Linked DNA regions of Homo sapiens: region 1 is linked to region 2. Evidence: read pairs that join two places in POLR2A ChIA-PET (ENCODE). Cell type or tissue: CD4-positive, alpha-beta T cell. All regions are shown on one strand. Links, peaks and the distances in the headings refer to the core of each region. The heading gives the core; the rest is flanking DNA.

Region 1 (8,320 bases), core at 125-8,124, 180 kb before region 2:
TGGGGGACCAGAATCTGAGTCCTGATGTCACCCTCGAAGGGGACGCATTCGTGGCCACTGCCACAGCCACAGCTAGCGCAGAGCAGGAGGGTGCCAGGCAGCTGGTCTGCAACGTCACCCTGGGGGGCGAAAACCGGGAGACCCGGGAGAACGTGACCATCTACAGTAAGGAAGGAGGCGGGGTCTCCGCGGCTCCGAGGTGGGACCAGAGGAATGCGAAGGCGGGGCGAAGAGTGGGCGGGACCTCAGTACCGGAACAGGCGTGGCCCGAGGGGCGGGGCAGGTGGGGGCGGAGACGTAATCGCTGGGGAGGAGGAGCCTGTACAGCCTGAGAGGCGGGGCGCCGTACCCTAGTTCGTTCTCAGCACCCCGAGGATTCGGGCAGATAAGGGGCGGGCCTTGACCGGAGGGAGGGGTATGGTCAGTATACTACGACCAAATGCTCCGCCCCCAGGCTTCCCGGCACCACTCCTGACCCTGAGCGAACCCAGCGTCTCCGAGGGGCAGATGGTGACAGTAACCTGCGCAGCTGGGGCCCAAGCTCTGGTCACACTGGAGGGAGTTCCAGCCGCGGTCCCGGGGCAGCCCGCCCAGCTTCAGCTAAATGCCACCGAGAACGACGACAGACGCAGCTTCTTCTGCGACGCCACCCTCGATGTGGACGGGGAGACCCTGATCAAGAACAGGAGCGCAGAGCTTCGTGTCCTATGTGAGTTGGTGATAACCCCTCGCCCCCCACCTTCTGGTGACTTCCAAGGACCCGCCTGCTCCCTCACCGTGTCGTGGAGGCGGAGCCATTTCTTACGTCTAAGCCTCTGTAACCCCACGCCCTGCCCGCAGACGCTCCCCGGCTAGACGATTCGGACTGCCCCAGGAGTTGGACGTGGCCCGAGGGCCCAGAGCAGACGCTGCGCTGCGAGGCCCGCGGGAACCCAGAACCCTCAGTGCACTGTGCGCGCTCCGACGGCGGGGCCGTGCTGGCTCTGGGCCTGCTGGGTCCAGTCACTCGGGCGCTCTCAGGCACTTACCGCTGCAAGGCGGCCAATGATCAAGGCGAGGCGGTCAAGGACGTAACGCTAACGGTGGAGTGTGAGTGGGGGTGCGCAGGGTGCATTTCTATCTGGTTCAAGGTCTGGAGGGTGGCCAGCCTCCAGGGAAGAGTAGGAGTAGGGTATGAGGTGTCCCTTTGGGTGAGGTTTTGGGAAAGGGAAGAGGCTGGTTAGTGGGGTTGGAGAAAGATCTTGGAGGATGGAAGGGACCGGGTGGGCGTGCCCCTAGCCTAGGGCGTGGTATTTGGGCGGAGTCGTGGAAAGGCGGGCAGTCCAGAGTGTTTAAGTTTTTAGACGAAAAAGGCGCCACTGGTGGCTCAGGAAGCTCCCAGACAGAGTGCATGCCTCGACTAGCGTGACACCTCCTTGGATCGGCGTCCAAGGGTTATGCAGGGACAACACTTCGTGGAAGCCTTGCCGCGCCAAGGAGGGTCTAGGGACGTCAGATTTGCCCCCAAACCCCAAAGCCAACAATACACTCCCTCCTCCAGACGCACCAGCGCTGGACAGCGTGGGCTGCCCAGAACGCATTACTTGGCTGGAGGGAACAGAAGCCTCGCTGAGCTGTGTGGCGCACGGGGTACCGCCGCCTGATGTGATCTGCGTGCGCTCTGGAGAACTCGGGGCCGTCATCGAGGGGCTGTTGCGTGTGGCCCGGGAGCATGCGGGCACTTACCGCTGCGAAGCCACCAACCCTCGGGGCTCTGCGGCCAAAAATGTGGCCGTCACGGTGGAATGTGAGTAGGGGCACCGCGGAGTTAGGCAGGATCTGTGGGACAACCCCGGCTGGACTTCCTGGCCCCCGTGTGAGCCCCTGCAATCCTGTTTCCCAGATGGCCCCAGGTTTGAGGAGCCGAGCTGCCCCAGCAATTGGACATGGGTGGAAGGATCTGGGCGCCTGTTTTCCTGTGAGGTCGATGGGAAGCCACAGCCAAGCGTGAAGTGCGTGGGCTCCGGGGGCGCCACTGAGGGGGTGCTGCTGCCGCTGGCACCCCCAGACCCTAGTCCCAGAGCTCCCAGAATCCCTAGAGTCCTGGCACCCGGTATCTACGTCTGCAACGCCACCAACCGCCACGGCTCCGTGGCCAAAACAGTCGTCGTGAGCGCGGAGTGTGAGCGAGGCCCAGGCGGGTAGGGAGCAGGGGTGCCCCACGGTCCAGGCACTCCCTGACATCCCCCATGGCTGCTTTGCAGCGCCACCGGAGATGGATGAATCTACCTGCCCAAGTCACCAGACGTGGCTGGAAGGGGCTGAGGCTTCCGCGCTGGCCTGCGCCGCCCGGGGTCGCCCTTCCCCAGGAGTGCGCTGCTCTCGGGAAGGCATCCCATGGCCTGAGCAGCAGCGCGTGTCCCGAGAGGACGCGGGCACTTACCACTGTGTGGCCACCAATGCGCATGGCACGGACTCCCGGACCGTCACTGTGGGCGTGGAATGTGAGTGGGGGCAGCACCGGATGGAGGGGACACGGTCCTCGGAAGAATGACTCGCAGCGGTGGGAGCATTCAAGGGCACCTCTCCCAATCCCATTCTCGGGGACAGGGAATTCCAGCCTAAACCAGGGGGTAATGAAAATTCTAGCCAGGCGCAGTGGCTCAGGTCTGTAATCCCAACACTTTGGAAGGTTGAGGCGGATGAATCACTTGAGGCCAGGAGTTCGAGACCAGCCCGGCCAACATGGCGAAAACCCGTCTCTACAAAAATTAGCCGGTCGTGGTGGTGGGCGCCTGTGGTCCCAGCTACTTGGGAGGCTGAGGCAGGAGAATCGCTTGAGCCTGGGAGGCAGAGGTTGCAGGGAGCCGAGATCCCGCCACTGCACTCCAGCCTGGGCAACAGAGTGAGACTCTTTCTTAGAAAAACAGAAAAAGAAAATTATAGGGAATAGGAGCACGGCCCTCCTCAAATCCTGGATTAGAACACTGACCTGGGCTTCACCTCCTTCCATTCGGTGAAGAAGGGCGAGGAATTTTAGCCGCAACAGCAGCCTGATTGTCGGGGAAGGAGGCTCTGATAGGAGGCAGGATCCTCTTCTGCCCATCAGAGGCGCGGTGGTCTCCCATCGATCGTTGTGGGCCGGAGCAGGGCATTTGATCAGTGGCTGGGCCGGCGCTAAGCCCCACTTCACCTTCTGTGCCCTTCAGACCGGCCAGTGGTGGCCGAACTTGCTGCCTCGCCCCCTGGAGGCGTGCGCCCAGGAGGAAACTTCACGTTGACCTGCCGCGCGGAGGCCTGGCCTCCAGCCCAGATCAGCTGGCGCGCGCCCCCGGGGGCCCTCAACATCGGCCTGTCGAGCAACAACAGCACACTGAGCGTGGCAGGCGCCATGGGAAGCCACGGCGGCGAGTACGAGTGCGCAGCCACCAACGCGCACGGGCGCCACGCGCGGCGCATCACGGTGCGCGTGGCCGGTAAGTGGCAGCTGGGGAGAGGCGGGGCGAGGTATCTGAGAGGGGGCGTGACCTGGGTCTTGGGGCGGCCGGCCCCGCCTGCCTCCCTCTCGGTCCCGGTAGACTAGACGGAAGTGGGACAGAGTAGAAGTCAAAGGTGCCTTAGCGGGTGGGGCTGTTGATCGCACTTTGAGGGGTGGGAGATGGAGGTGGCAGGGGGACTGAATTCAAGGGGAGGGACCCTCCGGGGCTGTCACTGCTGCAGGAAAGGACTTTAAAACTTGGGCTGGATTCTGCGTGGTGGAAACTTGACCCAATTCACAATCCACTGTGGGGAAGATTGGGGAGGGACCAAAGTCATTGGATGTTGGAGGGAGAGAGGGGTCAAGATCGCCTTCTCTCACTTCCTGAAGCTCCTGGGGCTGGGTTCTCTCTGGGGTCGGGGGAACCTGACCTGGTCCTGCCGGTCCTCATTTTTTGGGGGATGGGGAGAGTTGACTTGTCGCCAGGGGGCTAAGTGTGGTCACGGGTTTATATCCCCATGGGCTGAAGTGCGATATAAATCGGGACTCGGGTCGCCCTGGCACTGGGAGTGGCCTTATTGCATGGGTTGTCTCCCTTCTCCCAAGGCCAGACAGTGAGCTCCCCGGGGCATGAGGACTGACTTCGTGCCTGTGGGAGTGCGGGGGGCGGTGGGAGAAGCCCCCCGGAGCTTGGCCACCCTCCGCGAGGGTCTCCACCCCGCAGGTCCGTGGCTATGGGTCGCCGTGGGCGGCGCGGCGGGGGGCGCGGCGCTGCTGGCCGCGGGGGCCGGCCTGGCCTTCTACGTGCAGTCCACCGCCTGCAAGAAGGGCGAGTACAACGTGCAGGAGGCCGAGAGCTCAGGCGAGGCCGTGTGTCTGAACGGAGCGGGCGGCGGCGCTGGCGGGGCGGCAGGCGCGGAGGGCGGACCCGAGGCGGCGGGGGGCGCGGCCGAGTCGCCGGCGGAGGGCGAGGTCTTCGCCATACAGCTGACATCGGCGTGAGCCCGCTCCCCTCTCCCCGCGGGCCGGGGGACGCCCCCCAGACTCACACGGGGGCTTATTTATTGCTTTATTTATTTACTTATTCATTTATTTATGTATTCAACTCCAAGGGCGTCACCCCCATTTTCTACCCATCCCCTCAATAAAGTTTTTATAAAGGAACTCCCTGTCTCCGCTTCTGTTTCTGCAAGGTGGAACAAGCCCAGGGTTCCAGTCGTGACCTCCCGAGTTATTCATTCAAAAAGCGATTTTTGAGAGGGCCTGGGGTGGTGGCTTAGGCCTGTAATCCCAGGACTTGTGGGAGGCCCAGGTGGGAGGATCCCTTGCACCCAAGAGTTTCAGACCAGCCTGGGCAACATAGGGAGACCCTACAAAAAATATTTTTCAAAAATTAGCCAAGGCCGGTCGCGGTGGCTCATGCGTGTAATCCCAGGACTTTGGAAGGCCGAGGCGGCCAGATCACGAGGTCGAGGTCATGAGATCGAGACCATCCTGGCCAATATGGTGAAACCCTGTCTCTACTAAAAATACAAAAATTAGCTGGGCATGGTGGTGCGCGCCTGTAGTCCCAGCTATTCGGGAGGCTGAGGCAGGAGAATCGCTTTAACCCCGGAGGCAGAGGTTGCAGTGAGCCGAGATCGTGCCACTGAACTCCAGCCTGGCGACAGAGCGAGATTCCGTCTTAAAAAAAAAACCAGGCGTGGTGGCTCACGCCTGTAATCCCAGCACTTTGGGAGGCCGAGGCGGGCGGATCACGAGGTCGGGAGATCGAGACCATCCTCGCTAACACGGTGAAACCCCGTCTCTACTAAAAATACAAAAAAAAAAAAAAAAAAAAAATTAGCCGAGCGTGGTGGCGGGCGCCTGTAGTCCCAGCTACTCAGGAGGCTGAGGCAGGAGAATGGCATGAACCCGGGGAGCAGAGCTTGCAGTGAGCCGAGATCGCGCCACTGCACTCCACCCTGGCAGACAGCAAGACTCCGTCTCAAAAAAAAAAAAAAAAATTAGCCAGGGCCGAGCACAGTACTCTCGCTTGAATCCCAGAACTTTGGGAAACTAAGGCGGGGGGGGGGGGTCACTTGAGGTCAGGAGTTCGAGACCACCCTGGCCAACGTGGTGAAACACCTTCTCTACCAAAAATACAAAAAAATTAAGGCCGGGTGAAGTGGCTCACGTCTGTAATCCCAGCACTTTGCGAGGCTGAGGCGGGCGGATCATGGGGTTAGAAGATCAAGACTGTCCTGGCTAACATGGTGAAACCCCGTCACTACTAAAAACACAAAAATTAGCCGGGCGTGGTGGCACATGCCTGTAGTCCCAGCTACTCAAGAGGCTGAGGCAGGAGAATCGCTTTAACCCCGGAGGCAGAGGTTGCAGTGAGCCAAGATCGCACCACTGCACTCCAGCCTGGGCAATAGAGCGAGACTCTGTCTCAAAAAAAAACCAAAAACAAAAACAAAAAAATACAAAAATTTAGCTGGGCTGTAGTGGCACACGCCCTGTAATCCCAGCTACTCGTGAGGCTGAGGCAGGAGAATTGCTAGAACCCGGGAGGTAGAGATCTTGCCATTGCACTCCAGCCTGGGCAACAGAACTAGACTCTGTCTCAAAAAAAAAAAAAAAAAAAAAAAAGTGTTTTTTGAGGGGGCTGGGCATGGTGGCTCAAGCCTGTAATCCCAGGACTTTTGGGAGGCCCAGGTGGGAGGATCCCTTGTGCCCACGAGTTTCAGACCAGCCTGGGCAACATAGCGAGACCCTACAAAAAAACATGTTTCAAAAAAAAATTTTTTTTTTTGAGATGGAGTCTCGCTCTGTCGCCCAGGCTGGACAGCAGTGGCACTATCTCTGCTCACTGCAAGCTCCGTCTCCCGGGTTCATGCCATTCTCCTGCCTCAGCCTCCCAAGTAGCTGGGATTACAGGCGCCTGCCACCACACCCAGCTAATTTTTTTTTGTATTTTTAGTAGAGATGGGATTTCACCGTGTTCGCCAGGATGGTCTCTATTCCTGACCTCGAGATCCACCCGCCTCAGCCTCCCAAAGTGCTGGGATTACAGGCGTGAGCCACCGCGCCCGGCCTCAAAAAAAAAATTTTTTTTTTGAGATGGAGTCTTGCTCTGTCACCCAGGCTGGAGTGCTGTGGTGTGATCTTGGCTCACTGCAACCTCTGCCTCCTGGGTTCAAGCAATTCCCCTGCCTTGGCTTCCCAAATAGCTGGGACTATAGGCATGCACCACCACACCCAGCTAATTTTTGTATTTTTAGTAGAGACAGGGTTTCACCATGTTGGCCAGGCTGGTCTCGAACTCCTGACCTAAGGTGATCCACCTGCCTCGGTCTCCCAAAGTGCTGGGATTACAGCTGTAAGCCACCATGCCTGGTGTATTTTTCAAAAATTAGCCAGACATGGTGGTGCATGCCTGTAGTCCCAGCTACTTGGGAGGCTGAGGCAGGAGGATCCTTTGAGCCTAGGAGGTCAAAGCCACTTCCAGCTATGATATCGTCATTGTGCTCCAGCCCAGGTGACAGAACCAGACCCTGTCTCTAAAAACAAACAACGAAAAAATCCAAAAACTTTTTTTGAACACCTACTATGCATCAGGCACAATCTAAGCTGTCTTTTTCTTTTTCTTTTTTTTTTTTTTTTGAGACGGAGTCTCTCTGTCGCCCAGGCTGGAGTGCAGTGGTGTAATCTCAGCTCACTGCAAGCTCTGCCTCCCACGTTCAAGCGATTTTCCTGCCTCAGCCTCCTGAGTAGCTGGGATTACAGGCGCGCGCCACCACTACGCCCGGCTAATTTTTGTATTTTTAGTAGAGACAGGGTTTCACCATGTTGGTCAGGCTAGTCTGGAACTACTGACCTCGTGATTCACCTGCCTCGGTCTCCCAACGTGCTGGAATTACAAGCCTGAGCCACTGTGCCTGGCCCGGCTGGCTGTCTTTTCTCAGTGTGACCTAGAGCTCGTCCTCTCTCAGTGCCTGTTTTCTGCTCTCTTCACACCCTTGGGCAGGGGTGGGGGCCTCACTCCTTCCTCCTACTTATCTCTTCCACCCAGCACTGCCCTCTGATCCGGGTCACTCTTGGAGGTGGGGGCTAGGTGCTTCCCCCAGGCCTGGTTACCGGCAGAGCTGAGGCCGCCTTGCCAGGGTGGGTGGAGGCCCTCTCCGTTGTGCCCCTGCCCTGAGACTTCGGTGAGACCTTCCTGGGCAGGCACTGGCTGATGCTATGGGTGTCAGCCCTTAGCATGTCCTCCCTGTTAAAGGGGGCACCCCTGCCCCGCCCTCAATGCCTCCTTTGTCCTGTGTCCACCCACAGTGCTTCAGTTTACCCCCACCCTGCCTTTCCACTCAGCCCATCATGATTCAGAACAGACACACACAGGGTATCCGCTGCAACCCCCACTACACGGCACCTTCCCCCCTCATCCCCAACAGCATAAGGCACAGCAGCTGGGCCTCCTCCCCACAGCCTCCTCCTCTGCCCCTCCTCCCTCAAAAGCAGGAACACGGAGCCCTAGAGAAGGAAGCCAGTCCCATGCAAACATGTAATGAGCAAAGATGAGACGGGGAAATGGCACAAGAGGGCAGGCCAGTGCTCGGTGCTGGAGCCAGGGGCCAGGTATAACACCCAAAAAGGCACCAGCCAGGTGCAGTCCCTGCCACTAACAGCACCTCACCTTTTCTGCCTGTGCCCTCCCTACTTAATGATCTCTCTCCGCTCCTACTGACCTCAAGGTCTCTTTCAGAGCCTTCAGATGAGATATTTATTTTAGTAGGTTGGTGCAAAAGTAATTGCTGTTTTTGCCATTGAAAGTAATGGCAGGCAGGGCATGGTGGCTCACGCCTGTAATCCCAGCACTTT
Region 2 (8,320 bases), core at 199-8,198:
ATTTTTTTAAAAAAAGGGCAGATGTGATGTTCGGAACACCTCCTGTATTGGGACAGACTGAAAATATGGGTCAAAAATGGCAGTGATGGCCGGGTGCGGTGGCCCACGCCTGTAATCCCAGCACTTTGGAAGGCCGAGGCCGGTGGATCACCTGAGGTCAGGAGTTCGAGACCAACCTGGCCAACATGGAGAAACCCCGTCTCTCTAAAACCCCAAAACTTATCCAGGCATGGTGGCACACACCTGTAGTCCCAGCTACTCAGGAAGCTGAGGCAGGAGAATCGCTTGAACCCGGGAGGCAGAGGTTGCAGTGAGTGGAGATTGTGCCATTGCACTCAAGCCTGGGCAACAAGAGTGAAACTCTGTCTCAAAAAAAAAAAAAAAAAAAAAAATGGCAATGACACATGACCATCAGCTGGCTCTCCAGGGTGGGGAATTCACCTTTTTTCCAGCAAAGGTGAACAAGGGCAGTGGGGCACAGCAGGGAGGCCACGTAATCTGAAGGAGGCCAGGGGAACCTGGGGAAGGAGTGGAGTCGGTTCATTATCTGAAATTGACATCAAGGCTTGCAGGCTTCCTGGTACTGGTCTTGAGCAAATGGCTCCGCCTCTCCCAGACTTTAGAGGGCTCTATCCTGTGCTAAACTTTTTAAGATTATCTCATTGACTCTCCAGCTGTTCTTGAGATATGGACTAGCATTGGTTCCATTTTGCAATTGAAGAAACTGAGGGCTGGGATGAGATCGCACAATATGGAGAAAATTCGAGGAAATAAGACGAGGACCTCGCTTCACCCAGTGCCTGTTCAACAGTGATAGCTGTCCCCATACTTTTATGTTATTTCAGGTGCACGAAATCTTGAGATGTAGGTAGTATTTCTCCCTCTCTAACAGCATAAAAACGTGTCAGTGCCGGCCAGGTGTGGTGGCTCACGCCTGTAATCCCAGCACTTTGGACGTGGTGGCGGGCACCTGTAATCCCAGCTACTCGGGAGGCTGAGGCAGGATAGTCCCTTGAACCTGGAAGGTGGAGGTTGCAGTGAGCTGAGATCATGCCACTGCACTCCAGCCTGGGCAACAAGAGTGAAATTCCATCTCAAACAACAACAAAAAAAAGTCAATGCAAATCAAAATAAGACATTTATTTTTTATTTTCTTTTGCAAAGCATTTTCACAGCTCATTTCTGTTCGTGCAAGCTAGAACATACAGCTTTCCAGGAATGGTCTGACAATATTTATCAAAAACATAACCAGCTGGGCGCAGTGGCTCTTGCCTGGAATCTCAGCACTTTTGGAGGCTGAGGTGGGAGGATCATTTAAGCCTAGGAATTCAAAACCAGCCTGGGTGACATAGTGAGACATGTCTGTCTGTCTTTCTTTCTTTCTTTCTTTCTTTCTTTCTTTCTTTCTTTCTTTCTTTCTTTCTTTTTCTTTCTTTCTTTCTTTCTCTCCTTCCTTCCTTCCTTCTTTCCTTCCTTCCTTCCTTCCTTCTTTCTTTTCTTTCTTTCGAGACAAGATCTCACTCTGTTATCCAGGCTCCAGGCTGCAGTGGCTAATTGCAGACTCAACCTCCTTAGGCTCAGGTGATCCTCCCAACTCAGCCTCCCAAGTAGCTGGTATTAGAAGCATCTGCCACCATGCCAGGCTAAATTTTTTTTTTTTTTTTTTTTTGCTCTTTTGTAGAGATGGAGTCTCGCCATGTTGCCCAGGCTGTTCTCAAACTCCTGGACTCAAGCGATCCTCCTGCCTCGCCCCCCCAAAGTGCTGGGATTACAGGTGTCAACCATCGCACCTAGACCTGAGACATGTTTCTAAAAAAAATTTTTTTTTTGAGACAATGTTTCACTCTTGTTGCCCAGGCTGGAGTGCAATGGTGTGATCTTGGCTCACTGCAACCTCGGCCTCCCGGGTTCAAGCGATTCTCCTGCCTCAGCCTCCCAAGTAGCTGGGACTGCAGGCACCCACCACCACGCCCGGCTAATTTTTTTATTTTTAGTAGAGATGGGGTTTCACCATGTTGTCCTGGCTGGTCTTGAACTCCTGACCCCAGGTGATCCGCCCGCCTTGGCCTCCTAAAGTGCTGGGATTACAGGCGTTAGCCACAGTGCCCGGCCAAAAATTTTTTTTTTTTTTTAGACGGAGTTTCGCTCTTGTCGCCCAGGCTGGAGTGCAATGGCACGATCTCAGCTCACCGCAACCTCTGCCTTCCGGGTTCAAGCAATTCCCCTGCCTCAGCCTCCCAGGTAGCTGGGACTACAGGGATGCGCCATGACGCCCGACTAATTTTTGTATTTTTAGTAGAAACAGGGTTTCACCATCTTGGCCAGGCTGGTCTCGAGCTGCTGACCTCATGATCCACCCGCCTCGACCTCCCAAAGTGCTGGAATTACAGGCATGAGCCACCGTGCCTGGCCAAAAAATATTTTTTTAAAGATGCAACTGCTTGGCCAGGCACGGTGGCTCATGCGTGTAATCCCAGTACTTTGGGAGGCCAAGGTGGGAGGATCACCTGAGGTCAGGAGTTCAAGACCAGCCTGGCCAACATGGTGAAACCAACCTCATCTCCACAAAAATAACAAAATTAGCCAGGCATGATGGTGGGTGCCTGTAATCCCAGCTACTCCAGAGGCTGAGGTGGGAGAATCGCTTGAACCCATGAGGTGGAGGGTGCAGTGAGCCGAGATCGTGCCGTTGCCCTCCAGCCTGGGTGACAGAGTGAGACTGTCTAAAAAAAAAAAAAAAAAAAAGATGCAAAGATGCAAATGCTCAAATATCTAAAGTAAAAAATGTCTCTATTCTCCTTGGTCAGAATAGTGAAGAATTATTAATAATCCAGGTGACCACTATTAAGGAGTTATTAAATTACTTTTCACCTATATGATGGAATAATATGCAACCATTAAAAATGATCAAGTGGGCTGGGCGCAGTGACTTACGCCTGTAATCCTAGCACTTTTGGAGACCGAGGCTCGTGGATTGCCTGAGCTCAGGAGTTCGAGACCAGCCTGGGCAACACAGTGAAACCCTGTCTCTACTAAAATACAAAAAATTAGACGGGCGTGGCAGTATGCGCCTATAGTCCCAGCTACCCGGGAGGCTGAAGCAGGAGAACTGCTTGAACCCAGGAGGCCGAGGTTGCAGTGAGCCGAGATTGTGCCACTGCACTCCAGCCTGGGCAACAGAGCAAGACTCCGTCTCCAAAAAAAAAAAAAAAAAAAAAAAATCAGGTGGATCTATGTTTATTGAAATGGCCAGAGATATTCACAGTCAGAACAGCAGGTTTCAAAATATTCTGTATTATATGATCCTACTGAAAAGTAACATGCAGAGAAAAGGCAGTTACCCATCCAGATATTCACAGTGTCTCCAGTGGTGGGATTAAGAAAGATCTGTGTCTTCAAACACTGCGGAAGGCCGCAGGGTCCTCTGCCTAGGAAAACCAGAGACCTTTGTTCATATGTTTATCTGCTAACCTTCTCTCCACTATTGTCCTATGACCCTGCCAAATCCCCCTCTCCGAGAAACACCCAAGAATGATCAATAAATACTAAAATAATTTTTTAAAAAAGAAAGATCTGTGTCTTGTGTAGTCTTTGACATTTTCTGAACATTTTGCAATGAGCATATATTACATTCATTGATGATCGATTGATTGGGACAGGGTCTCATTTGTCACCCAGACTGGAGTGTAGTGGTGCAATCACAGCTGACTGCAGTCTCGACCTCTCAGGCTCAAGCAATCCTCCTGCCTCAGCCTCCCAAATAGCTGACAGGCACCTGCCCCTGCCCCCAGCTACTTAAAAAAACTTTTTGTAAAGATGGGTTCTCACTATGTCGCCCAAGCTGGTCTCAAACTCCTGGGCTCAAGCGATCCTCCTGCCTCAGTGTTGGGATTACAGGCGTGAGTCACTGCACCCAGTCTATATTACTTTTATAATCAGAAAGTTATTTTATAATCAGGGGAAATGAAAAACATCTGGTATTTATTATCTGGGAGGCACAAAAACGTGGTGGATAAGCACACAGATTCTAGATTCAGCTTTCCTGGATTTTGGCTCCAACTCAGCCAAGTTAATGGCTGGGTTAGTCTGGGCAGGTTACTGGCCAAGGGGGGAAACCATGCCTCAGTTTCCCCCATTGTAAAATCCAAATAACAATAGCTTAGGTTTACCGAGAGGTTGTTATGTGACAAGCACTGTTTGTTTTACGTAAATCATCGAGGTAAATGCTCACAACAGCCCTATTAAGTAAGTACTATTATTATAAAAAGGGTCACAGGCATAGGCAGGGAAGGAGGTAGGGCTGGGAGTCGGAGCCCGTGAGCGCCCCCTAGAGTAGGGCTAAGGGGCGGGGGGGCGGGCTACAGCAGAATAGGGACCCAGCGCACTCGCAGAACGAGGGGGGAGGCGAGGCGAGAACGAGCGGGAGTTTTTTTCCCGACTACGATTGGCTGGTGTAATTGTCATCACTTGAAAAGGCAGCCAATGAGAGGCGCGGTCGCCTCGCTGGTGGAAGCCGAGAGCTGAGCGAAGTGAGGCGTGCGGAGCCAAAGGCGCTAGAGCGATAGCGGGAGCCCCGGACCCCGAAGCGGTTGAGGGGATCCAGGCCTCACAACGTCTTGAGAGTGGCCCCAGCGTCGTTCCTAGTCTCTTCGGCAGACCCCAGCGTCGTCCTTCTTTTCCTGAGAATATCCTGACACCAGTCGCCCGTTCCAGAAGGGGACACTTGGCGTCATCCCTTTTTTTCTGAGTGACCCCAGAGTCGTCCTCACTTCCTGAGGGGGATCCTGGCGTCATCCGCCCTTCTTGAGGGGACCCTGCTGTCACTACCCTGTCCTGATGGCCAGCACCGCATTGTCCTTTCTTCCCGCGGGAAACCCGGACATCATCCCCTCTTTCTGGCGGGGACCCCCATGCCATTATCCCCTCCTGAGGAGACCCCAGAGCCAGAGCCGTCCCCCCTTCCTCAAGGCTCCCCAGCGTTGTTTCTTCTTCCCGAGAAGGGGCCTGGTGCTGTTCCCCGTTTCCAGAGTGTTTCCTATCGTTGTCCTCCCCACACTCAGAAGGCATCTGTCATCCCCCCTTTTTCTGAGATCAGTCCCTTCCTCCTTTCCAGTTTAAGGCCGACCCCTGCAAACGCTTCTGTGGCACCCATAGATAGAAGGCCCAAAGACCCCCCTGTGCTCCCTTGCCCCCAATTGAGCAGACGGGAAGGCAAAAGACTCAGCTCACCCCATGAAGATGGGAAGAAACCGAAACTAGCTGATGAAGGAACTCACTATGCCACATGAGAAATCATTTAGGGCCGGGCGCAGTGGCTCACGCCCATAATCCCAGAACTTTGGGAGGCCGAGGTTATCATATAAGATCAGGAGTTCGAGACCAGCCTGGCCAACATGGTGAAAACCCGCCTCTACTAAAAAATACAAAAATTAGCCGGGAGTGGCGGTATGGGCCTGTAATCCCAGATACTCAGGAGGCTGAGGTAGGAGAATCGCTTGAACCCAGCAGGTGGAGGTTGCAGTGAGCCGAGATCACACCACTGCATTCCAGCCTGGGCAACAGAGTGAGACTCCATCTCAAAAAGAATAAATAAATAAAAAGAATTTGCCAGTCAACAACAATTTTTTTTTCTTGCCTCCCGGGTTCACGCCATTCTCCTGCCTCAGCCTCCCGAGTAGCTGGGACTATGGGTGCCTGCCACCACGCCCGGCTAATTTTTTGTATTTTTAGTAGAGACGGGGTTTCACCGTGTTAGCCAGGATGGTCTCGATCTCCTGACCTCGTGATCCGCCCACCTCGGCCTACCAAAGTGCTGGGATTACAGGTGTGAGCCACCGCGCCCGGTCAAATACAAAATTTTAAAACAACTTTTATATATACTCAGTTAAGGCAGACAAAACAAGTCTCTGATTATTTCATTCACTGAGGCAATATTAATTTTTGAGACACTTCCACACAGATTTACATTTTAAAAAAAATGTCAGGTGCGGTGGCTCACTCACACCTGTAATCCCAGCACTTTGGGAGGCTGAGGCGGGCGGATCACGAGGTCAGGAGATCGAGACCATCCCGGCTAAAATGGTGAAACCCCGTCTCTACTAAAAATACAAAAAATTAGCCGGGCGTAGTGGCGGGCGCCTGTAGTCCCAGCTACTTGGGAGGCTGAGGCAGGAGAATGGCGTGAACCCGGGAGGCGGAGCTTGCAGTGAGCCGAGATCGCGCCACTGCACTCCAGCCTGGGCGACAGAGCGAGACTCCGTCTCAAAAAAAAAAAAAAAAAAAAAAAAGGAAACTTAAGGGCCAGGCACGGTGGTTCACGCCTGTAATCCCAGCACTTTGGGAGGCCGAGGTGGGCAGATCACCTGAGGTCAGAAGTTCGAGACCAACCTGACCAACATGGAGAAACCCCGTCACTACTAAAAATACAAAATTAGCCAGGCGTGGTGGTGCATGCCTGTAATCCCAGCTACTCGGGAGGCTGAGGCAGGAGAATTGCTTGAACCGGGGAGGCAGAGGTTGCAGTGAGCCAAGATCACACCATTGCACTCCAGCCTGGGTAACAAGAGCGAAACTCTGTCTCAAAAAAAAAAAAAAAAAAAAAAAAAAAAAAAAGAGGCTGGGGGGTGGCTCATGCCTGTAATCCCAGCACTTTGGGAGGCCAAGGAGGGCAGATCAGGAGGTCAGGAGATCGAAACCATCCTGGCCAACATGGTGAAACCCCGTCTCTACTAAAAAAAAAATACAAAAAATTAGCTGAGCGAGGTGGCTGATGCCTGTAGTCCCAGCTACTCGGGAGGCTGAAGCAGAATGGCGTGAACCTGGGAGGCGGAGCTTGCAGTGAGCTGAGATCGCGCCACTGCACTCCAGCCTGGGCGACAGAGCGAGACTCCGTCTCAAAAAAAAGAAAGGGAAACTTAAAATATTCATAAAGATTAATCGAGTGAAAGGCCAGGTGCCGTGGCTCACGCCTGTAATCCCAGCACTTTGGGAGGCCGAGGAGGGCGGATCATGAGGTCAGGAGATCGAGACCATCCTGGCTAACACGGTGAAACCCCGTCTCTACTAAAAATACAAAAAATTAGCCGGGCGCGGTGGCGGGCACCTGTAGTCCCAGCTACTCGGGAGGCTGAGGCAGGAGACTGGCATGAACCTGGGAGGCGGAGCTTGCAGTGAGCCGAGATAGCGGCACTGCAATCCGGCCTGGGAGAAAGAGCGAGACTCCATCTCAAAAAAAATAAAAAATAAAATAACTGAGTGAAGGGGGACAGGTGCTTTGGCTTATGCCTATAATCCCAGCCCTTTGGGAGGCTGAGGCAGGAGAAACTCTTGAGGTCAGGAGTTCAAGACCAGCCTGGGCAACATAGCCTGCTTGGTGGCGTACACCTGTGGTCCCAGCTACTTGAAAGACTGAGGTGGGAGGATCACTTAAAACTGGGAGGTCATGCCTGTAGTAGTGAGCCTTGATCTGGCCATAGCCCTCCAGCCTGGACAACAGAGTCACTCTGTCTCGAAAAAATAAATAAAAATAAAAAAATAAACTGAGAGACGGCCAGGTAGGATGACATGTGAGGAGTAGACGGATGTAGGGTAGAAATAAAAGAGACCCCATGTAGGATAGTTGAGACTTGAGGGAAAAATAAACCAACTTCTTGGGTAATGTAATTATTAGTCTTTCAGGCCCCTGAAGCTGAGCGTAAATGAAGGCTGAGGCAACTGAAGTTGGCACTAGGAGATTCGGTTTCCTTTTCTTACCACCCTTATCAAGATAATTGCTTAATCCCGGAGGATCCTGGGACATGTAGTCTAAAAAGAGTGTTCCTGCTTTAAAAGGTGGCACCGGCCGGGCGCGGTGGCTCACGCCTGTAATCCCAGCGCTTTGAGAGGCCGAGGCGGGCGGATCACGAGGTCAGGAGATCAAGACCATCTTGGCTAACACGGTGAAACCCCAACTCTACTAAAAATACAAAAAATTAGCCCGGCGTAGTGGCAGGCGCCTGTAGTCCCAGCTACTCGGGAGGCTGAGGCAGGAGAATGGCGTGAACCCGGGAGGCGGAGTTTGCAGTGAGCCGAGATTGCGCCACTGCACCCCAAACTGGGTGACAGAGCCAGACTCCGTCTCAAAAAAAATAAAATAAATAAAATAAATATAAATAAATAAAAGGTGGCACCACAGGCCGGGCGCGGTGGCTCACGCCTGTAATCTCAGCACTTTGGGAGGCTGAGGCGGGCAGATCACGAGGTCAGGAGTTCAAGACCACCCTGACCAATATGGTGAAATCTTGCCACTACTTAAATATACAAAAATTAGCGGGACATGGTG

The links. ChIA-PET counts read pairs that join two places held together with the same protein. Peaks named below come from ENCODE experiments on the same cell type or tissue, not always from the same donor. Only the 100,000 strongest peaks of a DNase experiment are listed, where the experiment ranks them.
Region 1: POLR2A ChIA-PET joins it to region 2 with 10 read pairs; 3 of 35 experiments call an interaction of 5 or more read pairs at or near these places.

What each region holds. Positions count from the first base shown.
Region 1 is chr19:10,292,158-10,300,477 of GRCh38, forward strand. ICAM5 (intercellular adhesion molecule 5) reads left to right here. Exons shown (of 11, transcript NM_003259.4): 4 at 1-165; 5 at 455-709; 6 at 841-1,089; 7 at 1,541-1,786; 8 at 1,883-2,161; 9 at 2,244-2,483; 10 at 3,189-3,455; 11 at 4,182-4,621. The coding sequence ends at 4,459. Among named protein-coding and RNA genes, the nearest start is that of ICAM5, 6.4 kb to the left of the region's middle. RefSeq lists enhancers at 1-642, 7,477-7,726, silencers at 270-369, 7,406-7,570 and a cis regulatory region at 7,285-8,117. In CD4-positive, alpha-beta T cell, for the core only: no CTCF peak of the experiment used is centred there; DNase peaks (open chromatin) are centred at 294, 754, 2,334 and 3,484; H3K4me3 peaks cover 1,818 bases; H3K27me3 peaks cover 3,855 bases.
Region 2 is chr19:10,474,698-10,483,017 of GRCh38, forward strand. No RefSeq gene overlaps it. Among named protein-coding and RNA genes, the nearest start is that of KEAP1, 24 kb to the right of the region's middle. RefSeq lists an enhancer at 4,546-4,615. In CD4-positive, alpha-beta T cell, for the core only: CTCF peaks have their summits at 4,324 (motif pointing left) and 4,528; DNase peaks (open chromatin) are centred at 487 and 4,434; H3K4me3 peaks cover 966 bases.